2 separate regions of the Homo sapiens genome follow, and region 1 is linked to region 2. Evidence: chromatin loops called from intact Hi-C (ENCODE). Cell type or tissue: CD4-positive, alpha-beta T cell. All regions are shown on one strand. Links, peaks and the distances in the headings refer to the core of each region. The heading gives the core; the rest is flanking DNA.

Evidence for each region. A loop is a pair of places that touch in the nucleus more often than their neighbours do. Peaks named below come from ENCODE experiments on the same cell type or tissue, not always from the same donor. Only the 100,000 strongest peaks of a DNase experiment are listed, where the experiment ranks them.
Region 1: a loop joins it to region 2, with 4 times the contacts of the local background. A loop is called at or near these places in 6 of 110 quality-filtered maps.

The regions. Positions count from the first base shown.
Region 1 is chr5:126,445,485-126,453,277 of GRCh38, reverse strand. All of the region lies in intron 1 of GRAMD2B (GRAM domain containing 2B), which reads right to left. Among named protein-coding and RNA genes, the nearest start is that of GRAMD2B, 26 kb to the right of the region's middle. RefSeq lists an enhancer at 7,253-7,793. In CD4-positive, alpha-beta T cell, for the core only: no CTCF peak of the experiment used is centred there; DNase peaks (open chromatin) are centred at 2,717 and 3,427; H3K4me3 peaks cover 1,458 bases; H3K27ac peaks cover 3,837 bases.
Region 2 is chr5:126,370,803-126,378,115 of GRCh38, reverse strand. It overlaps a transcript of GRAMD2B not described here. Among named protein-coding and RNA genes, the nearest start is that of GRAMD2B, 49 kb to the left of the region's middle. RefSeq lists enhancers at 6,061-6,584, 6,585-7,109. In CD4-positive, alpha-beta T cell, for the core only: no CTCF peak of the experiment used is centred there; a DNase peak (open chromatin) is centred at 4,145; H3K27ac peaks cover 1,003 bases.

The sequences.
Region 1 (7,793 bases), core at 1,036-6,035, 76 kb before region 2:
TTGCAACCTCCACCTCCTGGGTTCAAACAATTCTCCTGCCTCAGCCTCCTAAGTAGCTGGGATTACAGGCATGTGCCATCATGCCCAGTTAATTTTTGTATTTTTAATAGAGACAGAATTTCACCATGTTGGCCAGGCTGGTCTTGAACTCCTGACCTCAGGTGATCTGCCCACCTTGGCCTCATATCTTCGTTCCTTTTTGGGGCTCTTCTCCACCAGCAATTGGATGTCACAATGAGCCACTTTTCATATACCTAAGATATATTAGAGGATATCTATTTGATTAAGGTTTTTTGTTCTGAAGACTGTGTTTAGGAAAGAACTAGTTTTTAACTAGAATGAAAAGCTTACCCAAACAAAAAGATAGAAATGCAAAAGAATAGGGCATAAAGTCCAGAAAAACATACTTAGAGAAACTGAAATTTTTCATTACTTAGTGAGGTCTATCATAAAGGAAACCAATTTGGAACCTCATGTTAAAGGAACAGAAGATCAAAGAGAGAACAAAACTGTGAGGATGAGAACTTCAGGCAAGAGTCATAAAAGGTTCTACTACTAGTATACAAAGGAGGAGAAAGGAAAGAACTGACTTATATATCAGGAATGCCAAGGAGAAGTGGTGTCTGTAGTATGAGAACTGCCAGGAGAGTAGAATGATAAGGAATAGAGTGGCTGAGGGGCTAGACTTACTGATGGACGGATAAGGGTGCTTCTGAATTTAGGGAATAAAAGGCCCTGCCATGGTTTCCTGAGATGTGACAGTTTATGAACCTGATACTCAGGAGAAAAGTATTGTCTATTTTTTGATAGATGGGTATTGCAAGAGAGTAATGTCAGGGAAACCAGGTGCTATGGTCTGAATGTTTGTGTCCACCAAACATTTACATGTTGAAATTCTAACCCCCGAGGTGAAGGCATTAGGATGTGGGGCTTTTGGGAGGTGATTAGATTATGAGGGTAGAGCCCTCATGAATGGGATTAATGCCCTTGTAGGGAGCTCATTAGTCCCTTCCACCACATGAGGATCCAACAAAATACAGCCATCCATGAAACAGCAAATGTGCCCTCACCAGACACTGAATTTGTTGATGACTTGATCTTGAACTTCCAGCCTCCAAAACCATGAGAAATAAATTTCTGTTGTTTACAAGAATGTCAGTCCATTTGCATTGCTATAGAGATATACCCAAGACTGGGTAATTTATAAAGAAAAGAGGTTTAATTGGTTCACAGTTCTGCAGGCTGTCTAGGAAGCATAGTGCCGGCATCTGCTTCTGGTCAGGGCCTCAGGGAGCTTACAATCGTGGTGGAAGGCGAAGGGGGAGCAGGCACATCCCATGGTGAGAGTGGGAGCAAGAGAGAGAGAAGGGGAAGTCCAAGACTCTTTCAAAAAACCAGATCTCATATTAACTAACTGAGTGAGAATTCACTTATCACCAAGGGGATGGTGCAAACCCATTTGTGAAGGATCCACTGCTGCGATCCAATCATCTTCTACCAGGTCCCGCCTCTGACACTGGGAATCACACTGGAACATGAGATTTGGAGGGGACAAATATCCAAACCATATCATTCTGCCGCTGGCCCCCCACATCTCGTCCTCACATTGCAAAATACAATCATACTTTCCCCAAAGTCCCCAAAAGTCTTAACTTGTTCCAGCATCAAGTCTAAAGTCCTAAGTCTCGTAAGAGACTCATCTCCTACCACTAATGAGCCTGTAAAATAAAAAAAGTTATTTACTTCCAAGATACAATGGTGGTACAGGCACTGGATAAACATTCCCATTCCAGAAAGGAGAAGTCGGCCAAAAGAAAGGGGAAGCAGGCCCCACACAGGTCTGAAACCCAGCAAGGCAGTCATTAAGTCTTAAAGCTCCAAAACAATCTCTTTTGAGATTGTTTACACCATGCTTCCTGTATAGCCTGCAGAACTGTGAACCAATTAAACCTCTTTTCTTTATAAATCACCCAGTGTCAGGTATTCTTTTATAGCAATGCAAATGGACTAACATACTTGTAAACAACAGAAATTTATTTCTCATGGTTTTGGAGGCTGGAAGTTCAAGATCAAGTTATGGAGCTCACTGGTGCAAGGAGTGGGCTCCCAAGGCCTCGGACAGTTCTGCCTCTGTGGCTTTGCAGGGTGCAGCCTCGCTGGCTGCTCTCACGGGTTGGAGTTGAATGCCTGTGGGTTTTCCAGATGTAGGGTGCAAGCTGCCAGAGGCTCTACCATTCTGGGGTCTGGAGGACAGTGGCCCCCTTCCTACAGTTCCACTAGGCAGTGCCCTGTTGGGCACTCTGTGTGGGGGCACAACCCCATATTTCCCCTCAGCACTGCCCTAGTAGAGTTTTTGTGTTGGCTACGCCGCGCGACAGGCTTCTGCCTGGGTATGTAGGCTTTCTGAAATATCCTCTGAAATCTAGGTGGAAGTTGTCAAGACTTCTTCACTCTTGCATTCTGTGTGTCTGCAGGATTAGCACCCCATGGAAGCCACCAAGGCTTACAGCTTGCACCCTATGGAGTGGCAGCCCGAGCTGTACCTGGGCCCCTTTGAGCTGACGCTAGAGCCAGACTGGCCGGGACAGAGTGAGCAACATTTTTTTTTTTTTTTTTTTTTTTTTTAACAGCAGGCTGGATGGACTGTCACTGGTTTTAGAGGTTATCTTCTAGGACAGAGAATGAATGAAGGCCAGGTGACGGGTGAGAAAGGAAATGGGAGGAGTCAGAAATGATAACCCAGAGTGAGGCATTGCTAGTAAACTTCACAGCAGAATGTTTCATTACGTTAATACAAATTCCCCTTGAATTACACTTCAAATCTCTTGTCTGACCTTACAAAAATTATGTTTATGCTGATATGCTAATAAATTTTATCCAGAGAGAGAGAGAGAATATATTATGCTAGAAATACATGTATTTGGTCAGAAGAGAATTTTTTACCTGTTAATAGTGCAATAACCTTTTAGGTTAAAACAGACAAAAACCAGGGCCATTAGAAGCCGACTTAGAAGAGAGAAATGTTCACTTTTGTTTTGAGGCACCCCTCTCCACCCCCGTGGAGACGAGCTGTACTACTCTGGCCCTCAGCTAAGCCCCTGAAAGAAGAGCTGCCTCTTACCACTCTGGCATCTACGATAACTACAGCTCTTTCTTTCCTCCTATACCCTTCATTTCCTGTAACTCTGTCTTCTGTTTCATGTAGGAGGAAAAAAAAAAAGAGATCAAAAGCCAGAGAGAGCTTAAAAGACCAAGTACATGGGCATTGTAGCAGAGTTAAAAGTTACTACGGGAGTCCAAAATAGTTCCAGAAACCTGTCGCTTTGTTTCTCCCTCACTCAAACTCTGCATTGCTACTTCCTCAGTCTCCTGTGTTCTGATCTTACAGTGCAGAGCCACACACATATGAGGACAGAGTAGGGTGTTCACAGGATGTGACACACAGGACTCTCCCAGAGGCCAGGTTTCGGTCTCATGCCATATCCCACCAAGTGAATCAACACGGGCATCAGCAGCACACGTGAAAATTCTCTTTGCTTAAATGCCAAGTATTATTACAGCTCAGGATTCTTTTTCTAAAAAAAATTAATGGGACTCAACTTCTAGAGAAGAAAGACACTGTCACTTTAAAAAAGTGGAATATATCTATATATTGGTGAAAGCAGTTTTATGTAAAAGGCTTTGATTTAACCAAAACACCCTCATATTAGACATACGTAAGGAAAAAGAAGCTCATGATATCCCATGGCGAAAAATAAGAGAGTATAGTTTTAGTATTTCAGATTGTGAGGTTTCAAAGGTGTTAATCTACCTAAGGATGTAAATGTCTCTTATCTGTATTTGGCTTTCCTTAGAAGTTATCCATGTGGTTTGTCATGTTAGTGTCAACAATATAGAATTATTCCATATTGTTATTATGTAAAAATATACATGATTTTAATTACAACTATCAAGATATGGAATAATTGTGGAACTAGTGATAGCTCCTCACTGCTGTTAAAATGTTTACCCCAATATTTTAAATATAACTAACTTTTACGGGATAGAAGAATTAGATTGAATATAATTTGTACATGACAGTACCACTTTCAAGGAAATAAGCAGTGGATCTAAAAGATTTTAATTTTATATTTGACATCTTTATTTACTGTCCTTAATTTCTCCCACCACAAATATGCATTTTCTCTATCTGGACTTGAAACGCATCGCTTTGGAAAACACATCTCTGCCTCTTCCCTCTTCCTTGCCACTCCTTTCTACTGGATTTCCCGGATGACTTTATATTTGCATGGTGCTTTGCCGTTCAAAAAGCATTCATACCCGTGACACCATGATACCACACTAACCCTCATGCAGGCATGAAAGACAGGTGTGTTAGACAGGTGTTTGAGGCCGGCATGTAAGACAGGTGTTATCCACATTTCACAAATAAGGAAACAAAGATGAGTTCGCTGAGGGCCCACACAACTCCAATCTTAGTGACTGAAGCCTCTATTACTCTCATACTATGACTAGCCTTCTCTTTCCAAGCCCGGTCAGACACCAAGACCTGTAGACTTTACCTCCTTAATATTTTCCAGTTAAGTCCCCTCTTTTTCTTTCCCTAATTTGGTTGGCTTAGCTAGGGTCCTTAATGCCTCCTGCCTGGACCACTATACCTCCCTACCTCATTTGAGTTATATGTGACCCCTCCTCCTTCCATCTATATGGAAGATCACTGTGCTCTGTGATCTTTGTAAAGCCCAAATATGATCATATCATTCCTTCTCCTCCTTTAAAACCCCTTTGGTTCTCTGTTGCCTACAGGATAAAGCTGAAGATGAGTACAGAAAACAGGTCCTCTGCAATGTGAAGCCTCCCTTTCTGGCTTTGAACCTCTTGTCATGCTGCCCCCAAGCACCCTCCTCCTGGGCTGCCATGCCTTCTCTGTGGTCCCTTGCAAGCACTGTTTATCTTTCAAGATTTAGCTCTTGATGGGGTCACCTCCTACCTGGCAACTTCCCCAACCCCCTCTAGGTCCTAAGGACTGACCTCTTCTTCTTTGTGCTCCTTTCCAGTACCCTGTGACTGTCATGGCAACTGTATCACTTTAGTATGTGGTTTATTTAAAAATTATAAATGGGGTCAGGTGCTGTGGCTCACACTTGTAATCCCAGCACTTTGGGAGGCTGAGGCGGGTGGGTTACTTGAGGTCAGGAGTTTGAGACCAGCCTGCTCAGTGAAACCCTCTCTCTACTAAAAAATACAAAAATTAGCTGGATGTGGTGGTGCATGCCTGTAATCCCACCTACTTGGGAGGCTGAGGCAGAAGAATTGCTTGAACCTGGGAGGCGGAGGTTGCAGTAAGCCGAGATCATGCCACACTGTGCTCCAAACTGGGCAACAGAGTGAGACTATTTTTTAAAAAAAAAAAAAATTATAAATGGGCTACTGTTTACTTGTCTTTGCCCTGCTTTGACCATATGCCTCTGGAGGGCAGGATCCTGGTCTTTTCACATCTCTGTATCCCCACAAAAAGGTTCAATTCATTTACCTTAAGGACTTCATGTTCCTTAAATCAGCTCTAAAGGCCAGGCTTTCTGATCTCTTTCTTTTTTTTTTTTTTTCTTTTTTTGAGACGGAGTCTTGCTCTGTCGCCCAGGCTGGAGTGCAGTGGCACGATCTCGGCTCACTGCAAGCTCCGCCTCCCGGGTTCACGCCATTCTCCTGCCTCAGCCTCCTGAGTAGCTGGGACTACAGGCGCCCGCCACCACGCCCGGCTAATTTTTTGTATTTTTTTAGTAGAGACGGGGTTTCACCGTGTTATCGAGGATGGTCTCAATCTTCTGACCTCATGATCTGCCCGCCTTGGCCTCCCAAAGTGCTGGGATTACAGGCGTGAGCCACTGCGCCCGGCCTAGGCTTTCTGATTTCTAGCCCAGGGCCCATTTTGGCTACACCAGACAGTATAAATAGCAATAGGAATGGATGTACTTCACTTGGAATTCCTGGGCTTGGGAAAACTGGCATGGGAAAGGCCAGGAGTTTTCTGCTGGGGTTTGGATCCTCTTCTGGAACAACCCCCCATAATTCAGTAGACTAAAGTACTGAGGGTGCTTTTGGTGAGGCAACCGCCTGCCCTTCCAATTCCTTCAGACAAAGATTAGACAGATGGATCCTGTGAAGGTTATGGCGAAAGAAGGAACATTTCCATCGAGGGAGCTTTACCATTTCTTCCCACGAAACTAGGTGAAAGGTAGTGGAGTCTGCCTAGTTACTGAGGCCAAATGATCTCATAATTACTGCTGGGAGGGGCCGTCATGCCTTAGTTTGCTTTACTTTGCTAGAGTGTAAAGGGTAATGCTTAGATATTAGATTCCAAGAAACGGAAAGGAAAGAGGATTGCTTTCCTTCATTTTATGCCTTCTTGGAAATGGAGAAGTTTCCAGGAGAAGAATCTGTATTCCATGGTCTGTGGCTTCCTAAGAGTAGCTCAAGTCCCAGTTTCTGGGAGTGGCATCTTCATAAGGATGTTTATCATATTTCAGTGTCTTAGTAAGGGCCCCAGTTTCCTCGCCTCCACACCAAATCCTCCTCCCTCAGCCTGTGTCACAGAGCTGCTCTCCGTCACACCTTACTCAAATTGAGAACACATAGGTTTTTTTTTTTTTTTTTTTTAATTTTTAAAAGCTTGGGGAATGTAAACATTTTCTACATGACTAATGAAGCTAGGCATTGTAGATAAGAGAAGCAGTGAATGTTTTAAAATCAGTCACGGTTACTGCTGGATTTTATTAGAAACACTCAGACTGGTCTAGTTTTGGGGGGTTAATATGAAATTTATAGCACAGCTGAGTAAATAAGGGTATCCACTTATTTTCAGAAATGATTTTTGAAGTTTAAACCACTTACTATGAACATTTTATAACATAGAAAACAGGTACAAAGTAGATAGAATAGTATAAACAAGGCAATCTTGTTTCATCTATATACCTGTAGCCCACCACTCCTACCTCCTACTGGTTTTGAGACAAATCCCAGACCACACTATCTTTTCATCTGTAACTATTGCAGTGTATAACTCTACAAGATAAAGATTCTTTGAAAAAATAAACACAATACCAATATCAAACCTTAAGGCTAAAAATTGTAATTGATTTTTAAAAAAATGAGTGAAATATGGCTGTTTTTCAGGGAAACTATTAGCACAATGTAGTAGTATTTAGGATTGGAGTGGACTAAAGCATCTCTAGGCACACTGTTGGGTATCTGGTTACCCAGTAGGGGACTTGGGAGAGTTCCTGTTCTCACACTAGTCCACATGGCTCTTGCTAGCACAGCAGTAGGAGCTGCCTACTTTGACATCACCAGGTACCAGGACCCCTTTTCTCTTGCCCTTCCTGCTCTGGCTATACTGGAGAGAGGAAGAAATGGAAATGCCATTCCCCAATCTCAACACCTGAGTCAGATTCGGCTCTCTTGAAGCTGAAGAAGAGAGATTCCCAATGACACGAATCAGCATGAAAGGAATTATGGTTGTGAACAGAATGTATCAAAGTGGGTGGTGTCCATGACTCTAGGTGGGATGATGGAGTCACTCTGCATCCTGTCTGTGCCTCAGGCTGCAGCTGCTTCTCTTTAATCTGCCCTCCCACCCCCTCCTCACCCCCCACTCCCCACCACATACCCAAGAGACAGTGAGAGAAACCTGAGCAGCAGCAGACATGGGGTGATGTGATATCCAGGCTGCCCACTTCCTCTGGCCCGTCAATACTTTGTGTCAGCAAGTCCTCAGGCTGTGCTGGCCCTCAAGA
Region 2 (7,313 bases), core at 1,399-6,398:
TGTTTTTAGTATTACTTCGGGTTTGTGCCTTATAAACACAAGAATTCTGATAAAGTCTATTATGCACAAATATCACCAAAAAAGAAAGAAAAAGAATAAGGTTGGTATAATTATATTAGCTGCATTATCGAGTATATAGTCCTAATAGGAGAGAACTGTCTTGACTAGGCAATAAAAAGAATAGAATCTACCACTTTATATATTTATGTATATTATGATTTATATATCTGATGATTGGAAAAATTTGTCAGAAACTAGTTTCTGGCTCTGTACATTTCAAACTTATTTTCTTTTCCACTACCCACACACTTCTGATGCATGACACCATGTTCATATCATGATCCCATCTCTGACTCTGCCCCATGCCCCAGAGCAGGGCATATTGGCTTAGAGGGTGGTAGGAGTATTCCTGGAAGCCATTCTAATACCATACAGCCAGTGATAACTTACGTGCACACAGAAATGAAGGCAAATCACACAAATAGATTCCACAAATACCAAACTAAATGTATCTCTGAACAACTTCCCCTTAGTTCAGAATGCCAAAAATGCCTTTGGCTACATATCTGACTGGAGGAAAAGTGTGAAAGAGGAAAAATAGGAGTGGAAAGAGACAGAAATTATACTTGCAGTTAAAATACTATCTGCAAATTTTTCAGGAATGTAGGACTATCTGCGCACCTTACCAGTGGCCCTCCCAGGGCCTTGGACAGTAGAAGCTGTCTTATAAGTGAGGGTAGAAACTTAAGCTGCATTGGCTTTGTAATAAATACATCCTGATGGCAATACATTCTGATAAGTGGTTAATATAGGATATAGTGCCAACAATTAAAAGGTTGCTAGTTCTGAGGGATGAGAGTGGGGGTGTGGGTGGCAAAGGGAAGTTACGCAGAGCTTAAACTAGACCTTCCAGGTGCATCTTGAAAGGGCATAGGAATTTTTGAGGCCATCAAAGAGGACTTCCAGCATGTTCAACAGCCTGGCAACTAGATAGAGCATGTGCATTGAGAAAATATTGAATGTGCGGAAGTATCTGGTGAAGTCTGGGAAAGAGACCAGAGGTCCTTTCGCTCCTTGCAATGACACTGCTGGCGAGTTTTATTCTTTCCTGCTGGGAAAATTCTAACTCTCCTAAGAGAGCCTAGTCCTCTGACAACCTCCTCATTTTAACTTCCATAGCCATGTCTCACTATATCCTGGTGCAATTTGTTCTTTCTCTGCCTCCTGTCTTAGCCTGCCCCTCACTCTCCTCTGTGAAGCTCTGCAGAGTTCATAGGTCCTCCTGCCCTGACCTTGCCCATTTGCTGAAATACCTGCTCCACACCCAGAAAACTAATGCCATTATATATCCCCTTAAAACAGTGCTGCTTCCTTTGAATGCTTCCATCTCATCCCTGCTCTTGGAGAAGTAACCTCATTTTCCAGGACTTGGCCCCACTCCAGCCTCTACATAGCAGTCTTGTGAACAGGCGCTGAGCCCATGGGCTTGACTAGTGAAAATGGGTCATGGCACAGTGTCTGCTGTGTTCCTGTTCATCTGGTGCCATAGAGTGCTCCTGTCCTTTTTGTAACAGCAGGAGAAGTGGGGTTGGCTAAGAAAAGACAAAGCTCTTGAGAGAAGAGGGCAGAAGGAAAGAAGGGCAAACATTTTCTTTCCTACCCACTGGTGGCAGCTAGAATAGAGGAGAAGACACAGATGCATTGGAGCCACTAAATGGAGGCATAATGAGTGTGACTGTGGGGCTGCCTTGGACACCAAGGTTATCGTTGACTGCAGCCTGGAGTGGACCTCATCCCAGAACACAGAAGGACTTTGAGCACCCTCCTAACATTTCCGATTAGTTCTGCCTCATTTTTGTCCTCTTCAGTTCCCATCTTGGGCCTTGTTTGTACTCCCAAAGGCCATGGTGTCCTATTCTACACACTAACTCCACTGAGCAACTTTCACTTTTGCCTAATGGCTAATTTGCATAATAAATCTCCAAAAGCTTCTTGATCCAATAGAGGTTTTTGATTTCTTAAATTTCCGGAGTGATAATTTATGAAACTCTTAATTCACCAAAGCCTTTCCCAGTCAACTACCTATAGACGTTACAGCAATTCATGTTTTTCCAAGTCTGCTTAATGTTCTGTATATTTTGAGAAACGATGATTTCTGCAAATTTTGAATTTTGAGGTACTGTGCACATTATCAATGTCAAAGATTTTCAAATGGGGATTAACTCAATGGAGGCTGGGAAAGCACTGAATAACTTTAACAACCTCTTGGAAAACTTTAACTAGAAGGAAACTTTTAATCTGAAAACAGCTGATAAATCCTGAAATATTAAAAGCATTCCCTTTAAAATCAGGAACAATACAAGGATATCTAGAATTATTGCATCTACTCAACATTATACTAGTGTTCCTTGCTTGTGTAATAAAGCAAAAGAAGATTTAAAGGAGTGGCCGGGCGCGGTGGCTCATGCCTGTAATCTCAGCACTTTGGGAGGCCGAGAAGGGTGGATCACGAGGTCAGGAGATCGAGACCATCCTGGCTAACATGGTGAAACCCTGTCTCTATTAAAAATACAAAAAAATTAGCCAGGTGTGGTGGCAGGCGCCTGTAGTCCCAGCCACTCGGGAGGCTGAGGCAGGAGAATGGTGTGAACCCAGGAAGGCAGAGCTTGCAGTGAGCCGAGATCGCGCCACTGCACTCCAGCCTGGGTGACTGAGCGAGACTCCATCTCGAAAAAAAAAAACAAAAAGATTTCAAGGAGTAAATTTTGGAAAGGTAAAAATAAAATTTTTATTATTTCAATATTATTGTCTACAAAGAAAATCTCTTAGTGTCTACAGGTTTATTATTAAAAGTTTAGCAAGGATGTTGAACATAAGATCAATTTAGAAATCTAATTATATTTCTGTACATTGACAAAAGAAAATACAATGTAAAATATATTTACAATAACAACAAAGGTGTAAAATATCTAGGAATAAATCTAACATGATGTGTAAGATCTTTATGCAGAATATTCTAAAACTTTATTGAAGGACATTAAAGAAAACCTAAATAAATGGAAAGCTATACCATGTTTATGAATTGGTATATTTAACATCGTAAAGATGTTGAATTTTCTCAAGTTGAACAATAGGCTTAATGTAATTTCATTTTTAAAAAGTTTTACTTGATAAGCTAATTCTAAAATTTAAGTGGAAGAACAAAGGGTCAACGTAATGAAACACTTCTGAACTGGGTAAGGAGTCTTGTCTTAGCAGATTTTTTATTATAAAGTGATGGTAATTAAGACAGTGATATATGACAGAGCTGGCATTACAGATTAGTGACGAAAGGACAGTCTATTCAATAAATAATGTGGGACAATTTATTATCTCTACAAATAATTTAGAATGATGCCCTAATTCACATCAGAAAAGGAAATACGTTCTAAACACAGAAAGAATCCTAGTTTGAAAGGAAAACACACTTCTAGCAGAAAATACATATGTTCTTAAGACTTCAGGGTATGGAAGGATTTCTTAAGTCATAAACAAATCATAAAGAAAATAATTAATAAACTAACAAATTAAAATAAGAACTCAGACATAGTAGAGAGTGTAAACAGACAAGTCATATGTTGGAATAAAATACTTGCAACACATAACAAAAGATCAGCGTCTGGAGTATTTTAAAAAACTATCTCAAAAGAAGAAAACGATAGTGACCTCTTTCCTCCAAAAGGGATATAAATTCATAAGTAGGCATTTTATAGAAGAGAAAACAAAAAAAGACCACTAAACATGTTGAAAAGATGTTTCTCCTCTTAGTTTAACATATATTAAACCCACATTGAGTTACCATTTCACACCTTGCAGATTGAAAAAGGTAAAAAAATCAGACAATTCCAGTGTTGCTGAGACAGCAGAATAACTGCTGGTGGTAGCGCAAATGACACAGAACTTTGGAACACAGAATGACATTGGCAAAAAAAGTTAATCATGTTCATAATCTATGATGAACATTTCCTCTAGGTATGTGCCTTAGAGACACCCTTCCACAATGTACCAGGGGAAACAGGCAAGATGCAGCATTGCTTGAATGCTCAGACAACTGGAAATCAACCACAAGTAGGCCAGAGTGCTCTTTTAAAGTGAATGTCACGTTATGACACTCTTCTATTCTAAACCCTCAGTGGCTTCCTGCCACAATTAGAATAGAACTCTAACCCCCCTTATCATCTGTTTATCTCTCTGATTTCATGGGTGCCACTCTTCGCAGTTTCCTCTAGACTTCTTCCCTATCTTCCCTATGCAGGGCAACCACGCTCCTTCTCAGTCTTATGATGACTGGTTCTAAGTCAGCCTAAATATCACTTCCTTGGAGAGTCCTTTACTTACCACCCCATCCAAAGTAGTTTTCTCTATCTTACTGTCTGCCTCAGCTTTGTTTCCTATAAAACATATTAATTTTTGAATTATGTATTTATGTATGCACATATGCATTCATTCATTTTTTTGGCCTGTCTTAAACATTAAACTAAATCTCCATGAGAGCAGGGACTAAGTCTATCTCACTCATGATTGTAACCTCTGTGCCTTGTACATAGCCTGGCATATAATAATTACTCAATAAACTTTTGTTGAATTGAGTGATTGAATACAAACACTGTGTAAATTGTATCTGTGCCTATTTGAAGTGGCTTGTTGATCTGCAAGTACATTTTATTAGCTCTAGTTCACTGAAAGGATAATGTGATACTAAAACAGCCACATAAATTCTCAATACTTATTTAGAAGGTAAAGGAAAGTGTTTACCTGGTCTTATTTTTTTATCTCAAAGATTTAACCAATGTGTGCCTGAATGCTTCCACAAATTATTTTCAGTGATTTTCTACACAATACATTAAATAGATCTTTCAACTAGACTAAAAGTCCTTCAATGCCTGACCTACTTAGAGATATGTTAAATTTTTTTAGGTCGGTTCTAATACACATTTAAAAAAACCACTTACAGATGCTAACATAGAAATTTGATATTGAATACTCAAATATGCGGGTGACATAGGCTGGAGCTTTTTTTGCAAGAGGCTTGAATTTAAGTTGATGTGGGTTTTATTTTACTTTTATTCTATTTATCTATAATTATGAAAACATTTATTTTGTTTCAATTATACTTTATGTATTTTGTATTTGTTTTAATATTTATTTGTTTGTTGATACATTTTGATTTAATTTAATTTTTTTCCTGGTTAGAGCTTGAGCTCCAAAGAAGAATTTGCATGACAGTCTACTTAAGAGATGGATTCCACAGACAAAGCAATTCAAGAGGCACTTGAAGCTCAGCAAAATATGGAAATAATGGATGAGTTTTACATTTTATTTTATTTTTATTTTTTCTCTTTGTTTGCCTAAGTTTTACATTTTAAATCACAGAATTATACCCTTGCTCAACTACTAATACAAGTAAGATAGATTCATTTTAATAATGGATAGAAAAATTAAGTAACTTGAAAATAGATATATTACAAAACAATTTGCACACATTCACTTTTTTGGTCTCTAAAACTTCTTTTTAAAAGTGTTTAATTTATTTTCATAACCTGGCATTCTGATATGTGAATGCAATTAAATAAAATAGAACTTCTTTGTTTTCTATTAAATTTTTGAAAGCTATAATTTAAAGTACTTTTTGTGTAAATGATTTAAAACCATTTAAAAAAGAAAACAACGATCATATTTAACTCTTGAATTTCTGGATATGGTGCTGTCAAAAAGTAAAGTTTGGGTGTGGGGGTTATTCTGAGAAGTTTACATGAATGCTACGTTAAAGTTTACATGAAAGTTGGATGAAAAACTTTCTTTTGAATATGTGATTTCCACTTATACTAAATTTCTACATTCTATAAATTGCTAGATAAATATAATGAGACAAAATGAATAAAGAATTTGAAAAATAAATTTTCATGAAAAATATGTAGTTATTAGAGTGGTGTTGATGTGGATATTAATGTGCTGATTTGGATACTGATGAGTTTATAGCTAAAATGAATATGTTCTGAAATTGGCCAAAACTGCTATAAATCACTATGCAGTAAGTACTTGAACCAGAGAACAGTTGCTACTATTTTAAATTTAAATTGGAAAGGCAAAAAGAAGGCAATTATCTTAATATTTTAATAATTATTATTTTAATAATAGTTCATGTAATTTTGATACCAAAGTCGATTTGGGGTTCAACGATTTGTTTTCACTTCTTATGAACCTGAGAGTGAGTCAAGAATTGAGGAATTGCATAGTGACCAGTTATCCAGTACTAAGAAAGTACTAAAGAAGGCACTAAAAATTATTTTTCCTTCATAGTAATAATAGTTCTATTTGCTCAGAAGAGCCCATCCCTTATTACATACCCCCTTCGAATCCACTGGTCAGGATGCCTAGGCTGCACCTTCTCTTCCCATGGCTGATCCCTACCTCCAGGAATGAAAAAGGAGCTCTCCAAGGGTCACCAGTTGGGTAGCTGAGGCCACCAGGGGGACAGACGTGGATGGCCAGGCCCAGGCTGTACCCACCTGAGGAACACCGAGCTGGGGCTGTCTGTGGAGCTGCGTGAGGCCTCCACGTTGGCCTTCCTTGGGCTGCCCGGAGTCTCAAACCGGAACACCGTGTCACTAGAAGGCAGCCTTTTCTTCACCATTGTGCGCTTATTGACCCGCAAGTCAAGGAACAACCTTAAAAGCTCATTTCTGAGTCTCCCAAATAATATGAAAATCTCTGCGTTTCAGCTTTGTACAGTCCTTGAATTGCAGGAAGCTCTTTCTTCATGTGACTCAATCTAGCTGAGGCTATGTTTTTAAAAGTCAGTTAATGATTAACATATCAGTGTGACACAGGGCGGTTTTCATCCTACCTATGTTTGCTGTAAAGAAATAAATGTGTTTGGGAAATTCAACTTTTAGTTCACTAAGATGAACACCACTGAATCTGAATTTAGTCAGAAAAGCATGGAAAAGTAAACACCTAAACAAAACAAAACAATGAGGTGCAGAGACTGGCAGCATCTAAACATTAAAAGCAGGATGCTTTTTCTAACCACCTGAGCCTGACCAACAGGGTGAGCAATGTGGATGTGCTTTATGCCTGTACTCACGCAGGAAATGACCAGCACACTGTGTGTGTTGCAGCCAATGTTTGGCAGATGTACAGCAGTTTTAAGGCTGCATTCCTTGGTCCTTGGGACCTGAAGAGTTCTGGAGTTCTTATGGAAGTGATATACACAAAGTCAAGGGAGTCTCAATATTCAGGTTGCATATTTTGCTGGGTTATAGGAGGCTGTG